3 separate regions of the Homo sapiens genome follow, and regions 1 and 2 are each linked to region 3. Evidence: chromatin loops called from intact Hi-C (ENCODE). Cell type or tissue: Caco-2. All regions are shown on one strand. Links, peaks and the distances in the headings refer to the core of each region. The heading gives the core; the rest is flanking DNA.

What was found. Hi-C counts contacts between places; a loop is a spot of excess contacts. Peaks named below come from ENCODE experiments on the same cell type or tissue, not always from the same donor. Only the 100,000 strongest peaks of a DNase experiment are listed, where the experiment ranks them.
Region 1: it touches region 3 in a loop (2.0-fold over the local background); 1 of 110 quality-filtered maps calls a loop at or near these places.
Region 2: it touches region 3 in a loop (2.8-fold over the local background); 6 of 110 quality-filtered maps call a loop at or near these places.

The regions. Positions count from the first base shown.
Region 1 is chr9:20,027,247-20,029,746 of GRCh38, forward strand. It overlaps a transcript of SLC24A2 not described here. Among named protein-coding and RNA genes, the nearest start is that of SLC24A2, 240 kb to the left of the region's middle. In Caco-2, for the core only: no CTCF peak of the experiment used is centred there; a DNase peak (open chromatin) is centred at 1,465.
Region 2 is chr9:19,925,081-19,927,580 of GRCh38, forward strand. It overlaps a transcript of SLC24A2 not described here. Among named protein-coding and RNA genes, the nearest start is that of SLC24A2, 140 kb to the left of the region's middle. RefSeq lists enhancers at 1,071-1,365, 1,291-1,400. In Caco-2, for the core only: a CTCF peak has its summit at 1,095 (motif pointing right); a DNase peak (open chromatin) is centred at 1,121; H3K4me3 peaks cover 240 bases.
Region 3 is chr9:20,195,545-20,201,537 of GRCh38, forward strand. It overlaps a transcript of SLC24A2 not described here. Among named protein-coding and RNA genes, the nearest start is that of MIR4473, 210 kb to the right of the region's middle. RefSeq lists a silencer at 2,607-2,901. In Caco-2, for the core only: no CTCF peak of the experiment used is centred there; a DNase peak (open chromatin) is centred at 2,967.

The DNA.
Region 1 (2,500 bases), core at 1-2,500, 170 kb before region 3:
TCCCCAATATTAAAAATAGAACTACCATATGATCCAGCAATCCCACTACTATGTATACATTTAAAGGAAATGCAATCACTACGTCAAAAAGATATCTACATTCCCATGTTTACTGCAGCATTATTCACAATAGCCAAAATATGAAATCAATCTTAGTGTCAATCAACAGATGAGTGGATAAAGAAAATGTGGCCTATATACACAATGAAATACTATTTAACCACAAAAAGGAATGAAATCCTGCTGTTTGTGACAATATTGATGAACGTAGAGGACATTACGTTAAGTAAAATAAGCCAAATCCAGAAAGATAAATACTGCATGATCTTCCTCATGTGAAATCTAAAAATGTTGATCTCATAGAAGTAGAGAGCAGAATGGTGGTTATTAGAGGCTGAGGTTTTTGAAGGGAAGGAGGGATGGGGAGGTGTTTGTCAAGGGATATATGAATTCAATTAGACAGGAGGGATAAATTTTAAGATCTATTTCATAGCAAAGTGACTACAGATAATGACAATATATGGTATTCTTGAAAATATGCTCTCACCACAGAAATGATAACTATGTGAGGTAATATATTTGTTGATTGGTTTGATATAACCACTACTCAATGTATATATACTTCAAAACATAATGCTTTACATGATAAAAACATACAATGTCAATTTTTTTTTAAATGGGCTTTAGGCCAATTCAGTGATACAATAAGTAAAGAAGCCTGCAGTTGGTTGTCGTTAAATAAGAGAATGTGAATGATCTCATGTTTAGGAAGCCAGAACCATCCATGGTGTGCAGGGAAGCTGTGCAGGGGAGACCCCTGGAATACATTTTGGACTCTGATACCATTGTAATGATGAGTAGCAAAGCAGTTGCTTAAGGAAGCAGAAAAGAAGGGATTCCTGCCAGCTGGTATTCAATTCTACCTGCCCATCCCTTCCAAGGTAACATCATAGAAGGCTTTGGGGTTTGATAGACTTTGGGGTACAGCCCTCATTTCCCCCACCTGCAACACACAAGGGGATTTTACCAGCCTAAGCTTTGCTTGTCTCCTCTGTTACATTAAGGATGGTAATGCATTAGCACTGATGGTTCAGCCAGCACTCTGCTGCATAAGAGGGGTTCAATACTTTTAACCTTCCTTCCTCCTCATTTCCTGTGAATAGTTTTACATTGTTCAGGCTATTTATTTTTTGCTCAAACACCTCCTAAATTTCCATCTGTCTAAAAATGGGGGCAGGAAAGTGCCCAAAGTCTCATCAGTCCTGCCTGCTCTCACCCTGCCACTCCCTTCCCTAATTGACATCCATGGGTTCCAAAGGACCCAAATGGCTCCCCACCCTGCCCTCACTTCTTCCGCCTTCCATAGAAACGTGCCATTCTGCTCGGGCTTCTGCCCCCGCCTTGCAGAGCCCATCAGGCTTACTAGAAAGCTCCCCAAAGGGCAATAAAAATTTTTGTCAATCTCAGGCCCACCTGCGGCATCTCTTGAGTACACATCCCCCTGTCTGTCCTCCTCCTTTGATTCCGGGCTTTGTAAATCTTTTACCACATGTTGTCAAAAGCCTGGCAGATCCCCCAAATCCTTCCCTGATAACACTCATTCTCTTTAAACAACCTGGCAGTACTTCTAAGTGAGAAAAAGCCCTAAAATAAAATACACCGTGTTTAGTCTCTAAGGTCATTTCCTGGCTTTGTCCAGCCGTTTCTGTTTCCTCTAACTAATCACCAAGCGACAGTCCTGGATTTATTGTGGAGGCTACTTGAAAGTTTGGGTGAACCTCTCAAGCCAGACTACACACACCCTCCATCACCCTTCCTCCCACTTCCCAGCAATTTCTCACTCACTGTGATTTAGTGTAGGGGCTTGAGGTGCAACTGTGACCACAGCTACATCTTCGTCACCAAAGCTATTTGGAAGGCAAAGGGGCCAAACCAGCATGGTCTACACAGCTGAGCACTGTGGTTATGATACAGCCCGTGAGTCCATGCCTGGCTGGGGGACAGCAGCCTTCCACGTCCCAGGCAGTAAGTGGCAGGAGAGCTGTGTGTCACCCTTGGCATGCTCATCATTAATTTCCAACTTTCAGTAGGTGCTCTCTAATAATGACACCTAATGTTTTAAAAGGATTTTCATGGGCAAGGTGAATTGCTTTACTTCATTTACTATCACAACAACCATGTGAGGTAAGAACTCTTCATAAAGAATTTTTAGAAACACCACAGTTCCAACCTCAGTCCATCTGACTGCAGCATCCATGCTCTTATGGGTCTCTGTTGGGCTGTGATATTCTCACCCCACAGTACTGATCCAAAGGTTGGATACTGCCTGATCTCAATGGAAAACAACCATAGTCAAACACACCTATACTTGTGAAATGTCAGGCAGTTTTTGAGATACTACATAGATTATTGCATTTAACCCTCACAACAACCCAAGAAATGGTTATGTTTATGAGTTCCATTTTACAAAGGTGGAAATGGGATTCCATGTTAGAAGCAG
Region 2 (2,500 bases), core at 1-2,500, 270 kb before region 3:
CCTTACATAAGGGAGCCTACATTATCACTCCCAGAATAACTGGTGACCCCACAGACCTGCACAGATGTGCTGTAGAACAAACAAACATCAGACGTTCTCTATAAGGACAGGTCTAGGCTGCACCTTTATCTATATCCAGTCAAAGATATATAGATTTATAGTGACCCAGAAAAGAATGCAGAGGAACCTGGAGAAAGCACCCTGCTGCTTAGATCTACAAATTTTGTTCATCTCATATATATAGGCACAGACAAAAAGGAATGTTGACAGGCTGTATTTACTTGATCTTTTTGTCATCTCTTAGAATCTAATACATGTGAAAATTTTGGCATAGGTAAGCACAATTACTTGTGGTAGACATATATATTTGTGAAGCTGTAACTCCTTGTGTATATATGTTTTATTCTTTACACATTAGTTCTTGCTGCCAAAAAGCTCTACATTTTATAATTCAATCAGCCAACACCTGTACCAAGATTTGGTCACTGGGAACTTCAAATATTTCGTATTTGAGAATGGGGAAAGAAAATCTGCAGAAAAAAAAATTGACCAGAACCTGCGTCATGTATTTTTCACAGGAAAGCTAATTATTAGAGGAGGATAAAAACCTGAGGTTCCCTGACTAGGGAGTGGAGTCTAGACAAGGGATCTGATGTGACAGGGTTCCTTCTCTATCCTCTTCAAAATGTAAGGAATGTTTGGCTTCTGGATTGTGTCAGAAAATAGAAGTAACAAATAGTCTTTATTCATAAAAAACTGGCTTTTCCTGACAGAGATTTTAATCGTGTGCTACACACGTGAATCCTTTTTAAAGAAATTGCTAGGGGCTGGGGAATTTCCAAGCCAACCTCCATTAACCTGCAGATTGAGCAAGACACACATCTGTTCTTTAATTGCACAGTATTTCGAATCAAAACAAACAAGCCCTTCCACAGAAAAGGGCCTGTTTTCCTGGTGATGGTTTTGGCTCGAGTTACCCTTTGTGTTGAGTATGTCTACTCTTCAGGCCATAAGGTAGCGATCTCACCGACACCTCCCTGTGTCACGATTCCCCTTAGTAGTCTGTGCTGCAGTCACTAAGCATGACCACTAGATGGCGGGAGAGGACTGAGTTGAGGTTATGGCGGCGGCTCCTTTCTCCCTGCAGGGTGGGAGGAACGCTGTTGTCTCTTTTTCTTCCTGCCCCTTTGTTTGACTTCACCATTCTCTGTTTCCTTTTCGCTCCGCTGTAGTTACGTGACTCACCTTTCATTCAGTACCTCCCTTCAAGGAAAGCCCTGTCTCCTGTCCTTGGACTGGGATCACACAGAGTTCTTGGGATGACCCTGGCTCTCCCGCGCCAGCCGCTCTGCTGCCAAGCGCAAGCATTCGCTCCCAGATGCTTCGCCCAGTTCTTTGCAAATGTCATCCAATCAGTGTCCAGGTGTTCACGGCTCATCACTGGCTTACTGCTCTGGTCTACATAGCTTGGGACATTGCTGTTTATGCAGGTATAAAAAAAAAAAAAGAAAAACAAAAGAAAGAAGGAACGGCAGCATCACAGAATGTGAATCAGAATATTAGTCTGTGGTACTGGGAGAGAAAAAGAAGATTCCCCAGAGAGGATGAAGACCAAACAGACTGCAGACCTGCCATCTCTCTACACTGCACTTGGATTGGCCATTTGCTGTATGCACCCGGGAAAAAAATTCAGAGGACCATGCTGTTGTGATAGCTGACCTAAAGACATTCTGGAGAGCACATGAGTTTGATTTTTACAAATGACTTAATAATCTGGGGGACCAAGCCAGGGCTGCAGAGTCTGGAAGAGCCCCCGCCAGCGGTGAGCAGAGGAGGAGGAGACCCAGAGTCAGGGGTGGTAGAGGAACGGGGTTTCCCAGGCCTCTTTTCACAGCAATTAGAGGTCTGTGTTCTCCTTGAGGCAGGGGCGTAACTCCCACAAGTGTTAATGAGATTTAACGAAGAGAAAGGGAGACTCCAGAGCTGCATTTCCAGTCGGGGCTTCCACAGCAGCAGAAGAGGACAGAGTTCTGCTGCTTCCAGCCGGACCTGGCAGAGAGTCCTGGAAGCCTGGACCTTAGCATGTTACCTTCATCAGCAATTCCACACTCCAGCCGGCATCGTAAGTCCCCAACCTGTGGTCGCCTAGCCCCTTCTACGAACCTTGTGAAGAGAAGCTGCCTGTGCCTTGGGCTAGAAAGTTCTCTCGCACTCTATCCAGTGCTTAAGCTCGCCTGCCTAGGTTTACATCCCAGCTCTGCTGAGTTTCCAGCTAAGCCTAGTTTCCTCCTCCAAAAAATGGAGATAATAAATGGCACCTACTTCACTTGCGGATCTAATGAAAGTCAAGAGCTTAGCACAATGTTTGACCATATAAAGTACCTCTGAGTGATGATGATGATGAATTTGGGCCTAGAATTGACATCTTAGTCATATGAGGCAGAACCTAGTTCTAAGGAAACACACCTCAGTGCCATGATAGAAACATTTCATCATGAAA
Region 3 (5,993 bases), core at 1,879-4,378:
CAATTTGTAAGTTATTCATATATATACTCAATACTAATCCTTTATCAATTATATGTATTGCAAAAATCTCCTACTTTTCTCTTATTAGTGTGTCTTCCATTTAATGTTTTCCAGCCTGCCTATGAGTTTGGCTAGCCCTTTGCTTCACAGTTTCCTGATGAACTGCTCCCTCACTCTTTATCATCTAAGTGACTCCTCAAGATATTCTCTGAAGCAAAATTAATTTCCCACTTAAAATAGTCTCATGGCATACATTAAAATAACAAAAAAACCTTACCCATTATACAAGATTAAAAGAAAAAAAAATTTTTTAACTTAATTCATATGATAGCTACTGTCCATGGTATACAAAAAAAAGGTTATATAAAACCATAAGAAAAAGTCAGAGACAACTTAAAAATGGGCAAAAAACATGAACAGGCAAATAATAAAAGAAGAAATACCAAAGGTCAATAAACATACAATATCTGTTTAATAGCATTAAGCGAATATAATATAAATATAATTTGATATAAACGTTCATCTATGACAAAGCTTGACCAAACTCTATACTTATGATAGTGTGAAAAAGAAGGGCTACCATGAACAGTTAATGGAAGTAATGCATTTGAACTTGCTGGAACACTATTTGACAATATGTATAAAAAATCAATGTAATCTTTGAATCTGAAATCCATCTTTTTACAGTTTACCTTAGGGAGATACCTGCCTAGCTGTGAAAAGAAATAAGTAGAAGGCTTTCACTGCAGCATTATTAATAGTAATGAAGTGAAGTGAAATGCCCCGCAGCCCCCAAGGCTGGTGACTGTCTCCACAGGACTGCACTTGCATTTTCTAACTAGTGAGTTTCAAAATAATGCCACATAGGCTGGATATTTTGCTGGCCCAACATATGTAATTGATTTTTTTAAATGTGAATTTATCGCCTTTATTTAAAAATCAGTGGATTCCACTTTAAAATCGGGATTTAGGACTTATCTAGAAAAATCAGATTCAGTGGCTCTGAGCCATTTATATTTTCTCATAATAACAATCAGCTAGAATTAAATATAAACTCCCCTACAGTTTGCCATTTTCTTATGTCAGGCCTAGCTAATACACCACTTTAGTTTATAGTGCATAGGATAATAATTCATTACATTCTGCCAAGGAGGCCTGCAAAGGATTTGCATTTTCCCACCTTTTAAAATAACTTTATTTTCCTAATTATAAAAGTAAAGCAAGCTCACTGTGGAAAAGTTGAAAACATGAAAATGCATAAAAAAACAAATAATAGTAACATCATCCCCTCCTAAAAACAACACTTGTGGAATTGGCATATATATTCTTTCAATTCCTTTGTCCATGCATATATGCCTTGTATAAAGTAGAAATCATGCTTATATTCTGATATTTTCTAGCATTATATAAACAAGGCATTGCATAATTTTCATTTTTAATGACTACATAACATTCCATTATATGGATGTAACATAATTTACACAGCCCTTCTTCTAATGTTGAACATTGGATTAGGTTGTCTCTGTTTTATGTGATGGGGGGATTCTTTTTGTTTTATTGCAGTAAATAGTAAATAATACTGGAATGAAGATCTCATACTATAGTTTAGAATTTCTATATTACTTGGATAAGAGATTTCTAGAAATGAAATTTCAGAATGAAAGTATATGAGCATTTTTAAGTTCCTTTATATAGAGAGGATTGCCAAATTGTTTTCCAAACTTAGTTGGATCAATGTATATTCTCACAATAGGAAAAGAGTCCCCTTCCTAAATGTATATGTTTTCCCATAGACATAAATAGTTTAGGGCCATTTTCACCATTGTAGTTTCTAAAGCCCATTTAATTCTGCTAATTGGGATGATGTATTTTCTCTCTCTCTCTTTTTTTTTTTTTTTTTTTTTTGAGACTGGGTCTCACTCTGTTACCCAGGCTAGAATGCAGTGGCACAATCACAGCTCACTGCAGCCTTGACCTCCCAGGCTAAGGTGATACTCCCAGCTCACCCTCCCGAGTAGCTGACACTACAGGCATGCACCACCATGCCCAGCTAATTTTTGTATTTTTTAGAGAGACAGGGTTTTACCGTGTTGGCCAAGCTGGTCTTGAACTCCTGGCCTCAAGTGATCTGCCCACCTTGGCCTCCCAAAGTTCTGGGATTACAGGCATGAGCCGAGCCAGGCCATAATTGGGGTGATTTTTCATATCGACAATAACATTACCTTTGTCAGTGAGGACATAAACAAACCAAAAGCCAGACCATCAAACAAACACAAGCAGGATTGGTTCAAAGAGACCAATATCATTTCTCAGGTTAGACCAACAGTCACTCATGAATGTAAAGGTGAAAAATGAAAAGGTACCTGAAACACTAACCCTGACATCACTGTCCCTGCAAATCCTTATTGCACAAAGACGAGAGGGCTATCTCCCAAGAAAAAGATGCTGAAGATTTCCCTTCCCCTTGGCTGCATCAAACAGAGTAAAAGGTGGTTACAAAACACCCCACTTGTAAAGGCGGTCATTTCCAGATGTTGTAGCCCCAGGTACCAAGGCTCCACACCAGATGTGATCCCCAGGGATTGAGGGGGTGAGAGAGCTTGGAGCACACAGCTGCAGATGATGAGGTCATCAGCACAATTTGGGGAAAGGATGAGTTCACTCGGGAAAGGGGGAAAAAAGCATGTCACTTTTCTTTTTTCTTGTTTGAAGTCACTAAGCTTCAGGGTTCAGGAGTGAATTGTTGCTCTGACTTTATTCTTTGGAGGCGGGTGGCTGCCTGCCAGAGGCAGCTGCACACAGGTCATTTGCATTGCATGCAGTCTCTGGTTTTAGAGGGAAGCTCTTCCTTTCCTTAGATCATCTGCTTCTTTAGAGTCAGAGCCACTGCCTCACACAGACTGTATTCGCCCTTTAATCTTTTCCCTACCCCTCCCTTTCCCTGACTTACTCCGTGCAGTTTAACAAGCTTCCCAGACAGGTCCAGCAGGCTCATCCCAATAGCTTTGAAAGCCAGCTGGCGGACAAAGGAGGAATTATTTCATATACTCATGGCTGGGTGGGTGTTGGGGAGAGGCAATTTGTGGAACACATGGGGTCCCCTCGCATCTCTCTCTCTCTCTCTCACTCTCTCTCTCTCTCCACCCCCACCCCCTTCTCTCTCCCCAAGCCATCCACCCCGAGGTGCCAATACCTAGATACTTAGTAGCCTGGGTTTCGGCTGGGTCTGACCTTCTGAAGCACAGTTAAGATTGCTAAACTTCCAACTGGCTCTGGCAAACCTGGTTGTGCCATGAGAAATCAGTTTCTCAGAAAGAGGAGCAAATTCTCTTTTGTGTATGGGCACATTCTTGGAGTTTCACCAAGGTGATGCCGAGGCTAAAAGGGGTGTGGATCAGGCTGTCCAATGTGGGGAAACTTGCTTTTAGTTAAATGAGGCACCTCTTTTTTTTGGATGGTGCAGGAAAAATAGAAAAGAAACAGAAGGTAGACTAGGTAGGGGACAAGGATGTATGGACCTTTTTCTACAGAGAAAAAGTTGTTTCTAACCAGCCTATTGCTTATTAACTAACAAGAATGTTTCAGGTGTCATTTTATTTTATTTTTTTTCTCTCTCCAGTTAGGGATGATTTCAGCCATTACTTTAGAAATGATACCAAATGGAGAGCAAGTGGTCCATTTCAACTTCATCTGTGAAACTCAGGCGGGATAGAGTCCAGTCTGAGTCTAGGAACCAATAAAAAGAACAATTAGAGAGGTGTATTAGTCACTGTTGAGCACCTATGTGCTGAGACAGGCACTGTATATTACTAAACCCAAAGATGTTCTTCCCATCCTCAGAGAGCCTAGCAATCAATAAAGCAGAGAGCGGCTTAATAATATCAGATGGACTTTGCTTCTTAACCATTGGCATCTGGGGGGTGTCCTAATTCTTATTACTAATGTTGCTATGAGGCATCTTGAGAGTGTTTTAAATTTTTAATCCTTTTAGAGTGGGAGAATCTCTATTAACTAGAATTCAAATAGCAGGATTTTCAATATTTTTCAATTCACTTTGAGAATAAAGAAAAAAGGAGAAAAAAGTAACAATAGGTTTTTTAAAATAATGTTTCAAGAGCTATCACAATCTCCCAAGCATTCTGATATTCTGATATCTGGGTTTCTTTCTTTTTTCTTTCTTTTTTTTTTTTTTCTGACAGAATCTTGCTCTGTTGCCCAAGCTGGAGTGCAATGGCGTGATCTCAGCTCACTGCAACCTCTGCCTCCCAGGTTCAAGTGATTCACGTGCCTCAGCCTCCTGAGGAGCTGGGATTACAGGCACCCACCATTATGCCTGGCTAATTTTTTTTTTTTTTTTTTGTATTTTTATAGAGACAGGGTTTCACGATGTTGGCCAGGCTGGTCTTGAACTCCTGACCTCAGGTGATCCGCCCATCTCGGCCTCCCAAAGTGCTGGGACTACAGGCGTGAGACACCGCGACCAGCTGATATCTGGTTTTCATAATGAATATAGTCAGATCCTTCAAATAAGAAACAAAAATACTTTTCCTTACCAACCATTTATACTAGATACCGGTTAACACTGACACATACCTTATTGTGTTTAATCTTCATAATAACCTTAAAAATATAGATATTATCTCCATTCCACAGAGTAGCCTCTGGCTCCACACATTTCAAATCTGGTTTCTCCTCCACTGCCCACATATTTCCAGTGCCAAACACTGCGGGACACTTTCATGTGGAGATATTGGGAGTCAACTTCTGGCTCTGCCTCTTTCTGTGTACCTTGCCAGGTGGGTCAGTACACTGAGCTGTAGGCATGGACCAAGAAACCATTCCTATACTGATGGCCAGCAGTAAAGCCAGTAAAGCAGCATATGGATGAGACTTTGATTCTCACAAATTTATCCCGCTAAACCCACACTAAATGTATCTCTAACTCAACTGCCTTGGATCACTCCAACTCCGTGTAACGGAAAGGGAAATCGAACAGAGGGAAAGTAGAAATAGAGAAAGCAGTCAACTCATTGGGCTTAAAACACCCTACTTTTATAAATTTTGCAACAAAAATACAAACATGGGGACACATTGCTAGCATCCTTCTTGGGGGTCTCAAAAGAGGCCTAGAAGCTTCAGCTTTATTAGCTTCATGGTAAATTGGCCTCTGCCCAGGGACGCTGCCATTGTCCAAAGCATTTGGCATTGACTTCAGAGCTTACTTCATGCATGTCTGAATAGCCTCATTGGTAGCTGTAAGGGTTGATTGGATTTTTGGAAGCAACCAAAGCTTTTGGACCGTAGTGTTATGGTTCAGGTAATTGGTCAAGCTGTGGAGTCCTATTTGGAGGTCACAAGTGTGGTAGTTTTGTTCTGTAGCTCATTATATTTGAGAACAGTTCTCTAAAACAGGGGTTTTACCCTGCAAATCACAAAATACAGCCCAGGATTATTCCAAGGTCCTTTAACAAAGAAGTGGCAGAGTCCAGTTTGCATCTCCCAGTACCCAAAGTCCAGACTGTAACTCAGCCAGTTGTCTGTCTCCTTCAAGTACACAGAGTGGGACACAGAGCTGGAATGTCTCTTGGCTGCATGCTCCAGACACTGGGGATTTGCTTATCCTCACAGCTAATAGCTATCATGAGCTCTGTCTTTGGGAAAGGGTTTTGTTTTGCCCCAAACTTCATCCCATGGCTTTAATCCCACTGCATTTGTCATCTTCAGCCTCACTGAATACAGAGAAAGGGAGGCTTCAACCAGCTTGCCAGGGAGGTAAATAGGTTTAAACTTCACCACAGATGGCCTCATCTCACGGTGCCAGATTTTTATCAACAACTGGTGTGGCTACTGACATGGCAAAAAACCACAGCTAGACCTGGCTCCTGTCCACTTCTGTGATAACAGAGACCAAGAGGGGATAGAAGAGACAGTAACAGCTCGACAATTTGAGATAGAGAAGGGAAAAGAAAGAAAGTGAGAGATTGAGGAAGAAA